2 separate regions of the Homo sapiens genome follow, and region 1 is linked to region 2. A link is an interaction called in ENCODE POLR2A ChIA-PET data of the cell type or tissue named here. Cell type or tissue: A673. All regions are shown on one strand. Links, peaks and the distances in the headings refer to the core of each region. The heading gives the core; the rest is flanking DNA. Region 1 overlaps GOLGA4 (golgin A4). Region 2 overlaps LOC105377642 (a long non-coding RNA gene).

What was found. Peaks named below come from ENCODE experiments on the same cell type or tissue, not always from the same donor. Only the 100,000 strongest peaks of a DNase experiment are listed, where the experiment ranks them.
Region 1: POLR2A ChIA-PET joins it to region 2 with 7 read pairs; 19 of 35 experiments call an interaction of 5 or more read pairs at or near these places.

Annotation. Positions count from the first base shown.
Region 1 is chr3:37,251,150-37,261,935 of GRCh38, forward strand. GOLGA4 (golgin A4) reads left to right here. Exons shown (of 24, transcript NM_002078.5): 2 at 246-335. Among named protein-coding and RNA genes, the nearest start is that of GOLGA4-AS1, 12 kb to the left of the region's middle. In A673, for the core only: a CTCF peak has its summit at 5,473; DNase peaks (open chromatin) are centred at 4,992 and 5,492; H3K4me3 peaks cover 341 bases; H3K27ac peaks cover 1,773 bases.
Region 2 is chr3:37,196,978-37,207,763 of GRCh38, forward strand. It overlaps LOC105377642 (a long non-coding RNA gene), which reads left to right. Exons shown (of 3, transcript XR_007095869.1): 2 at 7,615-7,785; 3 at 8,851-10,786. Among named protein-coding and RNA genes, the nearest start is that of LRRFIP2, 28 kb to the left of the region's middle. In A673, for the core only: no CTCF peak of the experiment used is centred there; no DNase peak of the experiment used is centred there.

The sequences.
Region 1 (10,786 bases), core at 2,038-7,037, 52 kb after region 2:
TCCTCAAAAAGTTCATGTAGCTAAGATCATAGTTCTAGTTGGTGGCAGAGTTAGGCCAGGGACCTAGTAGGTAGCCTGGGTTTTCTAGTTGATTATATTTGTTATCCTTTTCTGCTTTTCGTGTTTTTGCTCTTTTCCTTTCTTTCACTGAATTCTTTGGGCATGGACTGAGAGAAGGACTACCTAGTTCATAGTTCACTAGTCAATATAGTCTTGCTAATTTGTGCAATAATTTTTAAATCTAGGCGTCCTCCAATTCTTCAACACCAACAAGAATGAGGAGCAGGACATCTTCATTTACAGAGCAACTTGATGAAGGTACACCCAATAGAGAGGTAAGTTTGGAATTCCTTTTCTAGTATACCTCTCAAAAGAAACTAATCTAAAATGTATGCTGTTGATAACAAAATGGGAAACTTTTGACAGGTCAGCTATTTAATTCCTAGGTAGAGTTTTTATTAGTAACACAATTGGTCTTTTTTTTTTTTTTTTCACAAATAGCAGTTATGATTTATGTCTGTCTGTCTGTCTGTATGTATGTATGTATGTTTTTGAGACAGGGTCTGGTTCTGTCACCCAGGCTAGAGTGTGGTGGCACGATCACTGCACATTGCAGCCTTGACCTTCTGGATTCAAGTGATCCTCTAACTTCAGCCTCCTGAGTAGCTGGGACTATAGGCGCACGCCACCTGCCTGGCTAACGTTTAAATTTTTCGTAGACGGGGTCCCACTATGTTGCTCAGGCTGGTCTTGAACTCCTGGGCTCAAGTGATTCTCCCAATTATGCTTTATAAAGTATGGTTGTTGAGAACCTTAATTTGAGAGGATAATATGTTCTGGATTTAATAGTTGAAGTTTTCAGAATAATTTGATAAATTTGTTCAACATAGCATCATTTTTTCAAGCTGGTGAGTGGAAACTGAGAAGTAACTTATTTAACTTATTCCATGTAACCAGCAGCTGGCATTAAAACTCATTATTTCCCACTTTTTTTCTGTGAAGTGTAACACACATACAAAAAGAAGGTAAAACATAAATGCACGGGTCAGCAAATTATCATGAAGTGAATCCTCCCAGGTCAAGCAAAGGAACACTGTTAGCACTGTCGTGCTCCCTTTCCCCCTGAAGGATTACCACCATCCTGAATTTTTGGTATTTGCTTGCTTCCTTTTTTTTTTTTTTTTTAATAGTTTTACCTCTTAAATATGCTTTCTAAATGTAAACATTGTAGTTAAACATTTGGGTTGTCTACAGGTTTTGGCTACTATGAATTATGTTGCCATCAACATTATTGTACTTTTTTTTGGTGTACATGTACCTGCATTTCTGTTGGTATGTACTTTGGAGTAGAATCACTGCTCCATTTTAACACATAAGAAGATAATGCTGATGGTTTTCCAGAGTGGTTGTAGAAATTTAAATTCTCACCAGGAGCTTATGAAAGTTGCTTTTGCCCTATATTTTTGAGAGTCTTTATTTTTCTACTCTGTGTAAATATGCTGGAAAACAGTCTTTTTCATTTCAGCTGTTCTGGTGGTGGTCTTTCATTTTGGTTTTAATTTACATTCTCTGATAACTAACGAGATTGAGCATTTACATCTGTTTATTGCCCATTTGATGTCTTTTGTGAGTGCTTAAGTCCCTTGCCCATTTTCTATTGGATTATCTTTTTTTAAAACTGATTTGTAGGAGTTTTTTAAAAAATATAGAATACTAAGGAGTTTTTTGTTGAATATATATCTTGCAGCTATCTTCCACTCAGTGGCTTGCCATTCATTTTAATGATGTCCTTTGATGAACAGAAGTTCTTAGTTTTAGGCCAAGTATGGTGGCTCATGCCTGTAATCCCAGCGCTTTGGAAGGCCAAGGCAGGAGGATTGCTTGAGTCCAGGAGTTTGAGACCAGCCTGGGCAACAGAGTGAGACCCTGTTTCTGCAAAAATAAAATAAAATAAAATTAGCTAGGTATGGTGGCATGCACCTGTGTGGTCCCAGCTACTCAGGAGGCTAAGGCAGGGGCATTACTTGAGCCTCGGAGGTCGAAGCTGCAGTGAACCATGATTGCACCAGCCTAGGTGACACAGTAAGACCCTGTCTTTCAAAAAAAAAAAAAAGCCTGGTTCCCATCCATTTCCCATCCCTGACAGTACCTTCTATCTTAGAAGTTTAACAAAATGAGAAACCGCATAGGGTACAGGGAAATGATGAAAAAATTAATTTAATGTCCTTTTAACCAAAAACTTAATTATATAATTGAAAAATCCTTTATTTATTATAAAATAAGTTGAAGTAAGGTTTAGATTGCACTCTGTGGTCAAAGTACCTGTTAAAGTTGTCAAAAAAGCTTAAAAAGCAAGGAGATGAAGTGATGACAATGCTTTGTCATTCTATCCGAAACCATCTCTTAGCTAGGATTGTTAATATTAAAATTTAGAAAGAAATAAATAAACTTTAGCTGACTTGGTCGATTGTAAAAGAGTGCTAAAACCAAATCTTTCAGAAATAATTATTTTGTAAAGGTATATTCAATTAAATTATTTTAAAGCATCCTAGATTTTTAAAAAGTATTTTAAAAAAGCAATGGTAGCAGTCAGCCGGGCATGGTGGCTCACGCCTGTAATCCCAGCACTTTGGGAGGCCGAGGTGGGCAGATCACTTGAGGCCAGGAGTTCGAGACCAGCCTGATCAATATGGTGAAACCCTAAAAAAATACAAAAATTAGCCAGACGTGGTGACACGTCCCTGTAATCCCAGCTATTTGGGAGGCTGAGGCAGGAGAATCAATTGAACTCAGGAGGTGGAGGTTGTAGTGAGCTGAGATCGTGCCACTGCACTCTAGCCTGGGCGACAGAGCGAGACACAGTCTCAAAAAAAAAAAAAAAATGGTAGCAATCAACATAATTCTGCACTATTTTCAGTGTTTCACTTTATTGTATGCAAACTAATATACTATAATGTCAATCAATATACTGAGTATAGAAATGATGCCATTAATACTGATTGCAAAAACATTACAACTCAGTACTGCAGCTTTCATTCAAATAGGTTATATGTATAAACTGAGTTCAACAATATTGTATTTGAGATGGTAAAGTTAAAGAAATGCAATAATGTAAATAATACTTAAGAAAATAAGATCTCAGGAAACTGTATATACTCTGTACTTTTATGCAACTTTATCAGATCATTTCAGTATATGCATCAAGGATATAGTGTATATGACATGAACTTTGAGTGCAAAAACTGTACTATGTACCTTTTGTTTATTTTGCTGTCAACATCTAAATAAAGGTTTTTTTGTTTGTTTTTTGTTTTTTTAATTGTTTTGTTTTAAAGATTGTTTTAATTAATTAAAAAATTAATTGTTTTAATTAAACAATTGTTTAATTGTTTTAAAGTCGCCAGGCTGGAGTTCAGGGGTGCAGTCTTGGCTCACTGCAACCTCCGCCTCCTGGGTTCAAGTGGCTCTCCTGCCTCAGCCTCCCTAGTAGTTGAGACTATTCGCCACCATGCCCAGCTAATTTTTTGTGTTTTTACTTGAGACGGAGTTTCACCATGTTGCTGAGAATGGTCTCAATCTCTTGACTTCGCGATCTGCCTGCCTCGGCCTCCCAAAGTGCTGGGATTACGGGCGCGAGCCACTGTGCCGGGCCGTATTTTTACAATTTTTAAATTAGCTTATATATTATATATATTAGCTTATTATATTATTATTAGCTATTATATATAATATACATTATATAAATTAGCTTATATATTATATATATAGCTTATATATATTTTAAATTAACTTATACCCTATTATCTAGAAATCCCATTTCTAGAAATCTGTCCTATAGAACAATAGCATTTTAAATGTATATCCACAAGGCTTACTGTAGAAAGCTATTTATAATACTAAAAAAATGATAAAGTTTGATTTGCAATATTAAGGCTTTTTCCAAACTTATCTTTAGACTCAGTGCAATCCCAGTCAAAATCCTTATAGGTTTGTTTTGTTGTCATCATTATTATTATTATTATTATTTTTGAGGCAAAGTCTCACTCTGTCACCCAGGCTGGAGTGCAGTGGTGCGATCTCAGCTCACTGCAACCTCCACCTCCCGGGTTCAAGCAATTCTCCCTGCCTCAACCTCCCGAGTAACTGGGATTACAGGCACCCACCACCATGCCTGGCTAACTTTTTATATTTTTAGTAGAGACAGAGTTTCACCATGTTGGCCAGGCTGGTCTTGAACTCCCGACCTCAGGTGATCCATCCGCCTCGGCCTCCCAAAGTGCTGGGATTACAGGCATGAGTCACCACGCCTGACCTTTATATGTCCCTTTTATAAAGAAGCCTGAGGCACTCCAAACAAAGACAGATTTATTTGGGTTTATATACAGTATTTACCAACACAGGAAAGTAGACATATTAGTATTTTCAGCAATAGATAAAAAGGCAAAACCTTTTTTTAACTTAATGAAATCAGGAAATTAACTTAATGAAACCATTCTACCACCTAAGCATTCCAGATACGTAGACTTTACTGTGTCTACTGTTGCGGTGGACAAATATTTATGTTTTGAGCTAAATTTCCACATTTTCTTTTAAAAAAAAGCATTTTTTTTTTTTGTTTTTTGAGACAGGGTCTCACTCTGTTGCCCAGGTTGAAGCATAGTGGCACAATCTCAGCACTACGCAGCTTCAACCTCCTGAGCTCAAGTGATCCATCCACCTTGGCCTCGTAAAGTGCTGGGATTACAGGCATGAGTCACCGCACAGGGCCAAACAAACAAACAAACAAACAAAAAAACACTTAACACTTAAAATAAATCCAAGCCAGTCACAGTGGTGTGCACCTGTAGTCCCAGCTACTCAGGAGGCTGAGGCAAGAGGATCCCTTGAGCCCAGGAAATGGTTTTTCAATATGGTGTGAAGTAGGGATCAAGTTTCATCCCCTCCAGTATGTGTATCCGGTTGTCTCATCTTTTTCACACTGCTCTACTGTTCTACATTTTTTCATTAATTGGGTCCATATGTCCATATTTGAGTGGCTGAGTTCTCTATTCTGTTCCATTGTTCTCTTTGATACCACACTGTCTTAATGAGTATCGTTTTACATTCATGCTTTATATTCATGTCCATATTTGAGTGGCTTTGTTTCTGAGCTTTATATATTCCGTTCCACTGTTCTCTTTGTCTTTGATTCAATACCATACTCCCAGCTATTCAGGAGGCTAAGGCAGGAGAATCGCTTGAACCCAGGAGGCGGAGGTTGCAGTGAGCCGAGGTCGTGCCATTGCACTCCAGCCTGGGCAATAAAAGCAAAACTCCATCTCAAAAAAAAAAAGGGACATAAAAAAAATCTATATTATTATAAACATTGAAGGCAGAGGAGAGTAGACTGAATTTGCATTGACTCTGAAGTCTACATTAAGTCTACTCTGGGTACTCTCCTATCCTGCGCAAATGGCAGATCTGTCTATTTGATCATAGCACTCTCTCCTGGTGATCCTAGGCATAGCCCCACTATCCTCAGAGTAGGGCTTCCTGTCCTTGTTGTTGCTTGAGGTTAATCTTTTTTGCTTCCCTAGTTCTGGGTTGCTTTAGAGCAACATGTGATGTAGGATCCTGTAAGGGATTAACTAGGGCAAATGAAGCTAACATCCTCCTATCCTCTGCCCCACTCCAGATTGGACCTGGACTTTTTCAGCGATAGGGTATCACTATGTTGCTCTGGCTGGCCTCCAACTCCTGGGCTCAAGGGACCCTGATTTTTTTTTTTTAATTGAGTTTAAATTCATATAACATAAATTAACCATTTAAAGCAAACAATTAAGTAGCGTTCAGTACATTCCCAGTGTTGTACATTCATCACATCTATCTAGTTCCATAACATTTCCATCACCCCAAAATGAAACCCCATGCTGATTAAGCAGTCATTCCCACTCCTTCCTCCAACCCCTAGCAACCATTAATTTGCTTTCTGTCTTAATGGATTTACCTTTTCTGGATATTTCATATAAATGGAATCATTCGATATGTTACCTTTTGTGTCTGACCACTTTTACTTAGCTTAATGTTTTCAAGATTCATTTGTGTTGTAGCATGTATCTACTTTCTTTTTATAACTGAGTCTAATGATTTTTTTTAAGGGAGTAAAAATCTATGTACTGTATTAGTACCTGGAATAAGACCTGGAATAGACTGGTGAGGAAAGGATGGTTTTTGGTGTTACCTGGATCAGCCCAAGTTTACATCCTGTCTTTGCTGTTTGCTGACTGAAAGATCTATTAAAGTTAACTTTTCAGTCTCAGGTTTTCTCATTTGTAAAATGAGAAATTTTTGAAGTTTTGGGGATTACCAGTAAGAAGGCATGTACATCTCTAGTGTGGTACCTTGCACGTAGTAGGTGCTAACTAAGTTATTAGGGACAGGCTTGGAAGAGGGGAGGGGCTGCTCCCCTTCCTCTTTTTAGGTCTTTGTGTGAGGGGAGGGGAACAGATGTACTATTATGTGGATTAGGGTCCTAGGGATGTTATCTCTGTGTCACTTTGCCTATTGAATTTATGAAGGAAGGATTGATAGCTTCATTTTGCCTCCTATCCTGCTCTCTCTGGTTTGCTGTCTTCCTGAGACACTTCCTTATTTATTAGAGGCCATAGTAACCATGTCCATTGTTATCCTGGGGCCTTATCCACAAACAACTTTCATATTGTTTTTAAATTAAATTCCAGAATTAGGTGTGTTTTCATATATATACATATATATATATATATATATGTATGTATATATGTATATATACATACATATATATGTATGTATATATGTATATATACATACATATATATATGTATGTATATATGTATATATACATACATATATATATGTATGTATATATGTATATATACATACATATATATATGTATGTATATATGTATATATATATGTGTGTATATATATATGCTCTGTATATATATATGTGTGTATATATATATGCTCTGTATATATATATGTTCTGTATATGTATGCTATATATATAGCATATATATGCTCTGTATATGTATGATATATATAGCATATATATATGCTCTGTATATGTATGAGATATATAGCATATATAGAGAGCATATATATAGAGCATATATATGATATATATAGAGCATATATATATATAGAGAGCATATATATATGCTGTCTGTATATATATATGCTCTGTATATATATGCTCTGTTGCTCAGGCTGGAGTGCAGTGGCATGATCTCAGCTCACTGCAACCTCTACCTCCCAGGTTCAAGTGATTCTCCTGCCTCAGCCTCCTGAATAGCTGGGATTACAGGCATGTGCCACCACACCCAGCTAATACTTGTGTTTTTAGTAGAGATGAGGTTTCACCATGTTGGCCACGCTGGCCTGGAATGCCTGACCTCAAGTGATCTGCCCACCTTGGACTCCTAAAGTGCTGGGATTACAGGCATGAACCACCACACCTGGCCCCAGTTGTTGAGAATTCTTAAGCACATTTTAGAGATTTATTTTATGTTTCAAGGCTTATATGGCTTAAAGGCATCGTTTTAGGGATTACTGGGAAGTATCTTCAAAGTAATACATGAGAAACATTCCTTCCTAAATCCTTTATTATATTGAATATCGTATTAATTGGTTTTCAGAGGTTAAATTAACCATGTATTCCTGCAATAAATGTCACTTGTTTCTTGTATATAATCTTTTTTATATATTACCGGATTGATTCATTAGTATTTTGTTGAGGATTTTTGTGTCTATATTCATAAGAGATGCTGGTCTGCAGTTTTCTTTTTTTGTGATAATCTGGTTTTTGTATCAGTAATACAGCCCCCATGAAACGAGTTGGGAAGTGTTCACCTCTCTTGTATTTTTTCAAGAGTTTGTGAAGAATTGCTATTAATTCTTTAAATGTTTGGTAGAATCTACCATTGAAATCATGTGTCCTGGGCTTTTTTTTGAGGGAAGTGTTCTGATAACTAATTCAGTATCTACTTTTTATAGCTCTGTTCAGATTTTGCTTCTTCCTGAGTTAGTTTTGGTAATTTGTGTATCTCTAGGAGTTTGTCCATTTCATTTATCTCATTTGTTGGCATAAATTAAACTAAATTTGGCCTGAGCCTACCTGTATATCTTGAGTCCCTCTGTAAGGAACTGTAGCCTAACTTGTACATAAACAAACTGAAATCCTAAATTAGGAATGTAGTTTTTGTAACAGCTCCTGAGTCTCAGGCAGTCACAGCAGTCAAGTCTGTCAATTGCAGGCTGCTAACTAAGCAGCCCATGCTCAAATGAGGCAAAAACCTTTGCTTTTAACACATAGTATAGCTTTGTAATCCTTTTCTGCACACTCGGGTAATTTCTTCTTTTTCATTCCTGATTTTCATGATATGAGTCTTCTTTTTTCCCCTCTGTCAGTCTAGCTAATGGTTTGTCAATTTTGTTGATCTTTTGAAGAACAAACCTTTGGTTCCACTTTCTTGTTGCATATGCTGAGTATTCTCATAATTGGAGTGGAAAGCTGATCTTTGATTACTTATTTTACTTAGGGCTGAGGAGTTCATGGACTTCGCAAAACCTCCTTGAATCTAAATTGCATCTTCTTTCCTGGTTTCTGGGCTGATACATGTTTTTTCCCATCTTATATACCCTTGGTCTTTTCATTGGCGATTAAGACTAGAGAAAGTTAGATACCTTGTCCTTTTATGCTGTCATTTTGTTTAAAGGCTTTCTATGTAGTAAAACTATCTATATAGACAAAATAGAGCCTTGAGTTGTGGTCTTGAATTTGATCAACATGATTTACCACATTCTGTACTGGATATTTCTTCACCTGCTGCTACTGTAAACCATTTTATTCTTGGATCTTCTGTAGAGTATATTATCACAGGTACTTTTTACAGGGGTGTCTAATCTTTTGGCTTCCCTGGGCACATTGAAAGAAGAAGAATTGTCTTGGGCCACACATCAAATACGCTAACACTAATAATAGTTGATGAGCTAAAAAAAAAAAAAAAAAGCAAAAAAGTCTCATAATGTTTTAAGAAAGTTTATGAACTTGTGTTGGGCCTCATTCGAAGCCATCCTGGGCCACAGGTTGGATGAATTTAATTGACCCAAAATCATAAGGGTTCTACTAACAGTTGTACTTAACAGTATCTGGGAAGATAGAAACAGGGCCATCTGCCAGGTGTGGTGGCTCATGCCTGTAATCCCAGCACCTAGGAAGGCCGAGTAGGGTGGATTACTTGAGGTCAGGAGTTCGAGACCAGCCTGGCCAACATGGTGAAACCCACCCCACCCCCGCTGTCTCTACTAAAAATATAAAAACTTAGCTAGGTATGTTGGCGGGCACCTGTAATCCCAGCTACTCAGGAGGCTGAGGCGGGAGAATCGCTTGAACCTGGGAGGTAGAGAGGTTCCAGTGAGCCAAGATTATGCCACTGCACTCCAGCCTGGGCAACAAGAGTGAAACTCCGTCTCAAAAAAAAAAAAAGAAACAGGGCCATCTGTCTTTGAGGCAGAGGGATTTACACCCTTGCTAAGACACTAAAGTTTTTTGCTAAGGCACTAAACTTTTTAGGCCCTTCCCCCAGTATTACACATGAGAGATGATAATCAAGCCTTTGTTGCCTATGAGTGAAAAGGAATCTAAAAATCACTGAAATAAATAATAATAGTTTTTCAAGGAATTTCAAAGAAGTTTTTTCACATGGGAAAGGACTGCTAGGCTGGATGTGGTGGCTCACACCTGTAATCCCGGCAATTTGGGAGGCTGCAGCAGGAGGAATGCTTGAACCCAGGAGTTGGAGACCAGTGTGGGCAACATAGTGAGACCCTGTCTCTACCAAAAAAAAAAAAAAAATTAGCCAGGTGTGGTGGTGTGCACCTGTGGTCCCAAGCTACTTAAGAGGCTTAAGTAGGAAGATTTTTTGATCCCAGGAGGTCGAGGTTGCAGTGAGCCATGACTGCGCCACCGCACTCCACCCTTGGTGACAGAGCAAGACCCTATCTCAAAAAAAAAAGAAAAAAGTCTGCTGGTTGTTGTTGGAAATAATCAGTCACAGTGGCATGCTGCCTAACATGCTAAATCCTCACCTGGAAGACTTTAGGACTTTCGGTCAAATCATGCTGTGATTTGACCCTTGAGGCACCCTTGCTGTTTCAGTCATGGAAGTAGTAGATAAAACTTAAAAAACATTGAGACATGTATCTGAGTTCACAAACAAGGTAAACATCTCCTTGGGCTGAGAGGGAATGAATCCTTGGTCCTAGAGGGTTTGGGGTTGGGACAAAGGCAGCCATTTTCAACTAGGGTTTTGTGAGAGAATTAAGCCCTATGGAAAATGATTTGAGTAACTGCAGTTTTTAATTCTTCCAAGTATGGTATGAAACTAGTACCATGCTATATATACACAGTAGATACATTAATTCATTGTATACAGGCATTTGGATTTAATTTTCTCTTTGAACTCTGGTTGAGAAGGACTGGAAATGTTCTATACAGAGGAGATTTTGTGTTACAAGCTGAGAGCTAATGTGGGGCTCCTAGCACTGGTGAAAGGAAGTTGAAAAAAGCTGTCACTAACTGCTGCCTAGAGCTCTCAGTGGTCCATTATGGGAAACTGCTGTCCTTAGGGAGGCCTCATGACCAAGAATCGAATCCAGCCTCACATTATCTTAGTGATTGAGTTTGTGATAACCCCTATATTGCCATAAGGTAAGAAACCTGAACCAAGGCCTTGGGTATCAGATTGGCTGGATAAGGAGGGATGAGCAC
Region 2 (10,786 bases), core at 3,909-8,908:
ATGGACACCATTTGGTATAACTTCCCATCACTCTTGTACACTTTCCTCTGGAAATAGCCCTGCTGCCATGTCTAGACTTCAAGGTTTTGCCTCTCTCTCAATGGCTAATTGCTCTTGAGTGGACACCTTACCCAAGCCAGGAGCAGTGGATTCTGTTGGTGCTCTACCCAGATCTCCTTGACTAGGCAGTGCACCATCCCCCAGCTGCTGTGAATGTTGGCTATGAACACCTCACAGGTGGCTTTGCTATTGAATCATCTTCCCAAAAATGCTTGAGAAAGTATGTTCTCCCCCTCGAGGGAGAGGAACACCATTGCTTCAAAGTGGGATAACTCAGTCATGTCATTCACTCTCCAGGTCCCACCACCGGATCAGGCTGAGGCTAGGCTTGCTTAGCTCTGTCTCCTGTACCACCCTGCTTCCCTCACTCCCTTAATGGATTTCTCCTGAGAGCACTCTCCCCGTACATCACAACAGAATCCCTCTGCCTTTGGGGAACCCAAGCTAAGTCATAGGGCCCATGAGATCCTTTTATCCCAAAGAACCAGAGAGCCTGGGCACACTGAAACAGAATCATATCAATGGCAACACAACCATGAACTCCTGGTGCTCAGTTTCTTCCCTTGCTGAGCTGTGGTTATCCAGCTTTCTTTTTGATTTCATCAAAGCCCACAGGAGCTTCCCAATAATCCTCCTTTTTGTTTAAGTCAGCCAAAGTTTCCTTTTCTTCCCTGAAACCAATATAACCTTAACTAATGTGATGGGTAACCAAGGCCTGACCTAACGTGGCTTTGGAAATATGACCCAATACTTTATGGGACAACCTCAGTTGGAATCCTGAGGGAAAAATTAATTGATTGCCCTTCCTATCCCTAGGCATTAGTAACTAGAAATGTTGCTGGGATCACTCCCTGTCTTTAATCCTCCAGGAATTTGCCTTGCTGGGGAGCTAATTTGTTACTCATGGCTGTTTTCCTGAGACCTTGTGATTCCCTGGAGGCACAGGAGTTAAATTACTTCCACTGGCCGTCACACCCTTGCATCTTTTGTTGTTTCCAGTACTGTCAGGAAGGCTCTAACATCTCTCTGAGCCTTCTTGTTTCTGAAAAATGCTTTTCTTCATCTTTGTATTTCTCTGTGTGTGTATACATGTGGTACATTTGCACACATGTTAGGAAAGTAGAAGGAGGTCGGGGGAAGTCAGAGGAGGAGTGGTCAGATTTCAGATCACTGAACCATGGGTTATAAATAAAGGGTGACACAACACAAGCCTGATTAGTTCCACTCAGAATTGCTCACTGATTCATCAGAAAATTGATCCTTCTGACCTAGACACTCCTCTCTCAATAGTCAAAGGCAGCTTTTGTTTGAGTCAGTAATTGTGCCTCTATAGGAATTTTATGGAGTTTAGCCCAAGAAAACGTTCTATCCAAGCCAAATGTGGGTATGGTAGAATACTATTGAAGATATTAACCTACATTCTCCGATTGGCATGTCCTCCTCTTCTTTCCCTCCATTCAAGCAGCCATGTGGTCTCAGGGAGACATGCCGCAGAGAGAAGAATGAAAAGTTGACAAGTTTTTCTGGCTTGTTTCTAATAATAGATGCCATAAACTGATAGTTCACTGATCTTCGAACACCCACACATGAGTGCCACTGTTTTGGCCCACACAGTACTTTTTTAAAGTATGATGCTGTTCACATGAGGCTCAGCTCTCCAGGTCACCACAGTCCCCAGCATTCCTTATTGTCTGTCACAATTGACATTACCTGCCTGGCCTCTTTCTGTGTGCACTTGATTCTGTGACCCCAGGCTTAAACCCATTAAGGGAGTTTATATTAGGTGCCTAGGAAGCAAACATTCTTTCCTCTTAGGAAGACCCGGAAGATTAAGAGAGGGAAGGTTTCCCTCTTAAGAGGAAAAACCCTAGGGTTATAGTCAATAATGAGCCAGGGCCTCTTCTTTGTATCACAGAGAGTGGAAATTCTGGACTCTCAGGCCCGGAACGCTGGGGTCCAAATGCCTGAGGAGATGGGGGAGTTACGGAAGGAGCAGTACTCCCAAGACAGGATAGAGGCAAAGAGGCACATGTGAGGGTCTCGAGTCACAGTGAGGAAATTCTCCCTGCAGCCACCCATTAAGTCCCCTTCTTTTTCCCACATGATTCATCCACCAAACAGATACTTAGTAAGAGTTCACTGTGTTCACTGTGTGCCAGCAATGAACCAACATTTGTGGGCTTTTCATTATGTAATCTCTCTCTCTCCATCCATCCAGATTCTGAACTATTTCCAAGAAAATGTCACCACTTGCTTTACCTCCTGAGGCACCTTGAATACCCCTTTGCCTTGAATGAGAGAGAGAAAATTGTTTTTCCTTCATTCATATAATTCTGGAATGATAGCTCTGAAAAAGCCATGAGAGCTGATAAAGGCCTCCTATCTCCGAGAAAGAAAAGAAATTAAGAAGATTTGGTATCTTTGGTTCACCACTGTATCCCTAGCAGTGTCTTGAACAATGCCTGACACATAGTAGGTTCTCAGTGTTTATTTGTTGACTGAATGAGCAGCTAAGCAGTTAAGGGCAGAGTGGGTCCCAGTTGCCACATGTCCTCAATCTTTATCCAGGCTCTTTCCCAAACTGCAGGTTAGCAGAGGGAAAGCCAATGTTTTTTTATAAGAGCCTTCTTTTTTTTCTGTTTGTTTTTGTTGTTTGTTTTTAGAGACAGGGTCTCACTCTTTTGCCCAGGCTGGAGTGCAGTGGCATGATCATAGCTTACTGCAGCCTCAAACTCCCGGGCTCAAGCAATCCTTGTGCTGCTAAATTAAAAAAAAATTTATATATATATATACATATATATGTGTATATATGTATATATATATATAATATATATAAATGGAGTCTCACTATGTTGCCCAGGCTGGTCTCAAACTCCTAGCCTCAAGTATTCCTCCCACCTTGGCCTCCCAAAGCACTGGGATTACAGGTGTGAGCCACGGCACACAGCCCCCATAAAGGCTCTTAATAAGAAACTAAGAGGGAAAAAAGAATCGTAACGGGAGATTTAATGGCAGTGACAGTTTTCAGAAGTGTATATGACCATGGTGGAAGTCTAGAAGAACCTGGCCTAATGGAGCCAGTCTTGAGCTGCAATTCTTTTAACTAATTCTCCCAGAACCTCTTGACTTAGTTGCTTTCACTGGAAAATAGGTGTATTCTGGGGGTTAAAAAGTTCTCCAGGGAAAGCTTCCCACTTACCTCACTGTCTTGGTATCCCGCTCTTCCACCCAACATACAAACATGCAGCTGGTCACTCAGCCAGTCCCTAAAACCTGTTAATTGGCCCATAGTTTGGCTCCGAGCAAACCTGTGGACTTAGGAGCCTCAGCTCTTGCCTCCCAGGAGTTTCTCAACTTTGGGGGAAGGTAACATATGTGCTCTGAAGCAAGCACAATGATGGCTATGACAGGCATTTCGCAGCACACGTTTAAATAACAACCCTAGGTGAGGCAGGTCAGTGAGAGGCCATCAATAGGGAAAATAGCAGTGTGAATCTAAGGCTTGAGAGAAGGGAGAGAAGGCTGTGGCCTTAGTGTCCAGCCTGCTCAGCATCCCTTCTCCCCTCTTCTGGTAGCAGCACTTTTTTTTTTTTTTTTTTTTTTGAGGGAAGGTCTCACTCTGTTACCCAGGCTGGAGTGTGGTGGCACGATCTTGGCTGACTGCAACCTCCACCTCCTGGGTTCAAGCGATTCTCGTGTCCCAGCCTCCCAAGTAGCTGGGATTACAGGTGTGCACCACCATTCCTGGCTAATTTTTGTATTTTTAGTAGAGACGGGGTTTTACCATATTGGCCAGGCTGGTCTCAAACTCCTGACATCAAGTAATCTGCCCTCCTTGGCCTCCCAAAGTGCTGGGATTACAGGTTTGAACCACTGCGCCCAGCCTTGTTGCAGCACTGTAATTATCCTTTAAGAAACTGTCCCCAACTAGTTGCATGTGGGTGGACTTGGCGGAACTATGCATTTTTTTTTTTTTTTTTTTTTTTTTTGAGACCGAGTCTCGCTGTCTTCCAGGCTGGAGTGCAGTGCGCGATCTCGGCTCACTGCAAGCTCCGCCTCCCGGGTTCACGCCATTCTCCTGCCTCAGCCTCCAGAGTACCTGGGACTACAGGCGCCGGCCACCACGCCCGGCTAATTTTTTGTATTTTTAGTGCAGACGGGGTTTCACCGTGTTAGCCAGGATGGTCTCGATCTCCTGACCTTGTGATCCACCCGTCTCGGCCTCCCAAAGTGCTGGGATTACAGGCGTGAGCCACCGTGCCTGGCCGGGACTATGAATTAAAGTGCTGTGGTCGATGGGTATGTGTGGCCCAGAGACCCAAACTAGGCCATTCACACTCTCTCTTCCAAGGATTTGAATCTTTTTTTTTTTTTTTTTTTTTGAGACGGTGTCTCGCTCTGTCATCGTCCGGGCTGGAGTGCAGCGGCATGATCTTGGCTCACTGCAACCTCCGCCTCCCGGGTTCGTGATTCTCCTGCCTCAGCCTCCGGAGTAGCTGGGACTACAGGCGCGCGCCCCGACCCTGGCTAATTTTTGTATTTTTAGTAGAGACTGAGTTTTACCATGTTGGCCAGGCTGGTTTCAAACTCCTGACCTCACGTGATCCTCCTGCCTCGGCCTCCCAAAGTGCTGGGATTACAAGCGTGAGCCACCCCACCCGGCCGGGATTTGAATCTTGAGTACAGGAACATAAGGGTGGAAAATCTATCCCGGATGGAAGCTCTCTGAAGGGACCTCCCATTAACTCCTGCTACTTGGACACCTCAGGTCCCCTAACTGCTCTTCCTGGGGCCTGCCGGCTCAGATTCTGTAAATTCTGTGAGCTTTCCCATATCATTCCAATAAGGTCTTTTAAGGGTCTGCTTCTGTGATTGGCAACCTGAGAACCCTGCTTGGTACAACAAGGGTTCCTGGAAAATGTAGGAACGTGAACTGGCATGAGTAGCTGAAAAGGATGCAGAACTTATCCCAGTCCAGGAGAACATCATCTGTAAGGCCTCTCCAGAACTCTGCTTGGCCTAACTCAAGGGGAGATTCCAAAGGGGGAGGTATGAGAAGTTAGGAGGGGGATGTGGAGTGGAGCCAGAGTGGACTGGAGGGTATGGCCTTTCTCCTAGAGCAGAGGTTCACACAATGTTGTTGGATACACTGCTGGGCCGTAGTCGTGAGAGCTGCAGATGGAGGTAGAGCCAGCCAACAGACAAGTTGGCAGGATGCACTAAAAATTGGAGCTGGGCCTCAGAAGTGGGTTATGCTGGCCAAATATCATCTGTCTAGTGTGTCCAGGCAGCAAAGAGTTGGGAACCATTACTGAAGAAAAACAAGAGCCGTGGAGGAGGGGATTGTTTGAGGATGCAGTAATTGCAAAGAATAGAGTGAACTCTTTGGTCAGCCTGGGTTTGAATCCTAGCTCCATCACTGATGTTGTGTGGTTGATTTTCTTACCCTTAAATGGTCCCTACCTCAAATTAATATGGTGGCTGGCACATAATAAGCACTCAATAAATGATGGCTGCTGCTATTATTTTCATCAATAACATTTTATATAAATCCACATTGTTAATTAGTAATTATTATTATTTCCAGTTAAACTTCAGATTTAAAGCCATAGATTATCCCTGCATGCATACCCACCCACACACAAAACACACAGTTATATTCAGAAATACCCCTGGGGCCCAATCTGAAATTACAGACTAATAAATCCTAGACAAAGCTAACAAGATATAAAAGCAATGATCCAACAGGCATAAACTTCTACCACTAGGTTAAAAGAGAAATGGTGATCTATGACTCAGAGCTGTGGAATAGTCAGGGACCCAAGTGACTGGCAAAATTGGGACAATAACCTGGGTTTACCTCCTGTTCTGACAAGACCCTTGGAAACTGGATGCAGATGCAGCCCAGATGCTCAAACAGGAGTGTGATGGTCCATGAAGTACCCAGTGAGTCTGAGGAAATGGACCTGAAAATGTCACTGTATTATGAAAACAACTTCATTTATCACTCTTCGAGAAGACAGTGATGGGGAAAGTGCTGGCCTGGGACTTGAAAATCCTAGAGTCCACCAAGGGTCTATTAGGACTTCTGGAAAGTGGTTAATCCTCTCAATGCCTGGGTTTCCCCTATCAGTAGCCCCTGACCATGGCATGAACGTTCCTCCTCCACCTTGTGAATATTGCCCATTCTGTCTGTAATACCATAATCTCACGCTTTCTCCACCTCATCCTGATGCTCTCAGGATCTCTGAATTTTAAACACAAATATATCCTCCCCCACAGCTGACATTTTATCTTCAAGGCCAATTGGCACAAATATAGACATAGCCATTGTGTTATCATAAACTGCAGGTGGGTCTTTTCCTTAGGATATTGAAGCATAGGGATTTATTTATTTATTTATTTATTTATTTATTTATTTATTTATTGGGGATGGAGTCTTGCTCTGTTACCCAGACTGGAGTGCAGTGGCTGGATCTTGGCTCACTGCAACCTCTGCCTCCTGGGTTCAAGCGATTCTCCTGACTCAGCCTCCCGAGTAGCTGGGATTACAGGCACCCACCACAACACCTGGCTAATTTTTGTAATTTTAGTAGAAAAAGGGTTTCACCATGTTGACCAGGCTGGTCTCAAACTCCTGACCTCAGGTGATCCACCCACCTGGGCCTCTGAAAGCGCTGGGATTACAGGTGTGAGCCATCGAGCCCTGCTAAAGCATAGGGATTTAAACTAAAAGGCCACACTTCCACCACACACTGCAAGGTAGGAGGGACAAATATTAACCTCATTTCACAGGCAAAGAAATTGAATCTCAGTGAGGTGGGGTGACTTGCCCAAGATCACAAAGCTGGGAAATGTTCAGTCAACTCCACATCCACCTTATCTGCTTAAATTCCAGGGTTCTCTCCTTCATAATCAGCTATGTCTTAGGCAACTTTATGATCTCCAGGTTATATGGTCTCTGAGGGATCTTCTGGGCTCAGGGACTTGGGAACAGTCCCCTCCAGGTAGAGGGGAATCCTTGGGGAAAGCCTCAGGATGTAGCTGGAAACATCCTAAGAGATATTTGGATCGTATCAGTGAACAAGACACCAAGAGCTCCATCTCTGTGGAATTTACAACCTAGTGGGAGTAAGAGTCAATAAGCTATAAAAATAACAAATACAGAGATTATATAAGATGTTAAAAGGTTATAAGGGCTACAAAGAAAGAAAGAAAAGGGAATGGGAAATGGGTATCAGAAGTGTCAGGCTAGAAGGAAATGTTGCAATTTTAAATGGGGCAGTCAGGAAAAGTCTCATTGAGAAGGCGACATTTGAACAGAGACTTGAAGATCAGGGATGGAACCACAGGATATCTGGGCAAAGAGGATTCTGGGCAGACAGATGAGCCAGCACAAAGGCCCTGAGGTGGAAGCATTCCTGGTGTGTACAGAAGACAGTAAGCAGGACAGGGTGGCTGCAGCAGAGTGAGCTGGTGGTGGAGAGAAAAGTGAGACCAATCATGTAGGGACTCGGGGACCACTGTAAGAACTTTGACTTTTACTCTGAGTAGAACAGCAAGCCATTGGAGAGTCCTGAGCAGAGAAAGGACTGACCTGCCTCATGTTTTAAATCTGGCTGCCGTATTGGAAGTAGATTGGAGGAAAAAAAAGTGGAAGCCCTGGGACCCACCATCATGAACAATCGGGGAGAAGACAAGAGGCCAGCAAAGGAATGAACACAGGTAGTAGGACAAAAACTGTAGTGTATGTTTTCCTGGAAGCCAAAATGACGAAAGTCTCTCAAAGGAGGGAGTGGGTCTATTTAGCCCCCTTCCAAGACTACAACTGCAGTGAGTGTTCCACAAAGCATATCAAGTCCTTTAAAATCCTTGAAAAACTTCCTACTACCCTCAGGAATAGCCCGAAGCAATTATCAGGACTTGTCAAGCCTTTCTGAGCTGACCTTGCTTGTCTCATACCAAGCGCATCTCTACCTGAAGCATTTGCAGCTCCCCAAACATGGGGTGCTTGTTCTTAACACTGAGCCTTTCTGTAGTTCTTCCTTTGCCTGGAAACTTCCTGTCAATCCTTCAGGTCTTGGCTGAGATGAGACACCCCCTTTCAAGTCTTCCCCTGCTCTGTGCTCCATGAACATCTAGTGCTTACTCCAGCTGGAGCATCTAGTGCATCTACAGCTGGAACATCTAGTGCTTACTCCAGCTGGAGCTAACTGAAAAGATATATTCTCCCCCACCTTTAAGAAGGTACTTTGTAATATTCTCCCACACCCTTAAGAAGGTACTTTGTAATATTTTCCCCCTGCCCTTAAGAAGGTACTTTGTATGCCTATCCCAAACCTATAAGAACTAATGATAATCCCGGCCGGGTGCGGTGGTTCACACCTCTAATCTCAGCACTTTGGGAGGCCCCGAGGCGGGTGGATCGTGAGGTCAGGAGATCGAGACCATCCTGGCTAACAGGGTAAAAACCCATCTCCACTAAAAAAATACAAAAAATTAGCCAGGTGTGGTGGCAGGCGCCTGTAGTCCCAGCTACTCTGGAGGCTGAGGCAGGAGAATGGCAGGAGAACCTGGGAGGCAGAGCTTGCAGTGAGCCGAGATTGTGCCACTGCACTCCAGCCTGGGTGACAGAGCAAGACTCTGTCCCAAAAAAAAAAAAAAAAAAAAGCACTAATGCTAATCCCACCACCCTTTGCTGACTCCTTTTTTGGACTCAGCCCGCCTACACCCAGGTAAAATAAACAGCCTTGTTGCTCACACAAAGCCTGTTTGGTGGTCTCTTCATAGGGACGCATGAGACATTTGGTGCCGAAGACCTGGGTCAGCGGGACTCCTTTGGGAGACCAGTCCCCCATCCTCACCCTCACTCTGTGAAGAGATCCACCTACGACCTTGGGTCCTCAGACCAACCAGCCTAAGGAACATCTCACCTATTTTAAATCGGGTAAGCGGCCTCTTTCTACTCTCTTCTCCAACCTCTCTCACTATCCCTCAACCTCTTTTCCTTTCAATCTTGGCACCACCCTTCAGTCTCTCCCTTCTCTTAATTTCAATTCCTTTCATTTTCTGGTAGAGACAAAGGAGACACATTTTATCTGTGGACCCAAAACTCCGGCACAGGTCACAGACTCAGGAACACAGCCTTCCCTTGGTGTTTAATCATTGTGGGGATGCCTGCCTGATTATTCACCCACATTCCGTTGGTGTCTGATCTCCGTGGGGATGCCTAACTTGGTCATTCACCCACATTCCCTTGGTGGCAAGTTAATTGTAGGGACAATTGCTTTGGCTGCTCACCCACATTGCAGCCCAGGGCTGCTCATGTCACCCCTTCTCTCCGTGTCTCTACCCTCTCTTTTCTCTCCACTTTCCTGGGGGGCAAGCACCCCCCACCCCTTCTCTCTGTGTCTCTGCCCCTTTTCCACTTTCCTGGGGGGCAAGAACCTCCCACCCCTTCTCTCCGTGTCTCTGCCCCTTTTCCATTTTCCTAGGGGGGCAAGTACCCCCCACCCCTTCTCTCCATGTCTCTGCCCCTTTTCCACTTTCCTGGGGGGCAAGCACCTCCCACCCCTTTTCCACTTTCCTGGGGGGCAAGCACCTCCCACCCCATTTCCACTTTCCTGCGGGGGCAAGCACCTTCTTTTCAAGGGCCTGTTTCCCTTGCCTCCATAACTGTTGTGAGTATTGACAGCCAGGCTTCTAAACCTCTTAAAACTCCCCAACTCTGGTGCCAACTTGGACAACATTCTTTAATGAACTCCTTTTTAGTTATCCCACCTGCCCAGCTCGCTTATTAGTTCAAAACATTGTAACTAAATTATCTGCTTCCCTGACTATTCCTGGGTTAAAGCCACACCTCACTACTGCCTTTTGCCCCAGTTCAATGCCTCCTGCACATCCTCTCCTTGTATCTCCCCACCTTAATCCACAAGTGTAGGACACCTCTACTCCCTCCTTGGCGATGGATGATGCACCCCTTACCATCCTATTAAAATCTAATCACCCTTACCCTGCTCAGTGCCAATATCCCATCCCACAGCACGCTTTAAAAGGATTAAAGCCTGTTATCACTTGCCTGTTACAGCATGGCCTTTTAAAGCCTATAAACTCTCCTTACAATTCCCCCATTTTACCTGTCCAAAAACTGGACAAGTCTCACAGGTTAGTTCAGGATCTGCGTTTATCAACCAAATTGTCTTGCCTATCCACCCCATGGTGCCAAAGCCATATACTCTCCTATCCTCAGTACCTCCCTCCACAACCCCTCCATAACCCATTATTCTGTTCTGGATCTCAAACATGCTTTCTTTACTATTCCTTGCACCCTTCATCCCAGCCTCTCTTTGCTTTCACTTGGACTGACCCTGACACCCATCAGGCTCAGCAAATTACCTGGGCTGTACTGCCACAAGGCTTCACGGACAGCCCCCATTACTTCAGTCAAGCCCAAATTTCTTCCTCATCCATTACCTATCTCGACATAGTTCTTCATGAAAACACACGTGCTCTCCCTGCTGATTGTGTCTGGCTAATCTCCCAAACCCCAACCCCTTCTACAAAACAACAACTCCTTTCCTTCCTAGGCATGGTTGGATACTTTCACCTTTAGATACCTGGTTTTGCCATCCTAATAAAACCATTATATAAACTCACAAAACCAAACCTAGCTGACCCCATAGATCCTAAATCCTTTCACCACTCCTCTTTCTGTTCCTTAAAAACA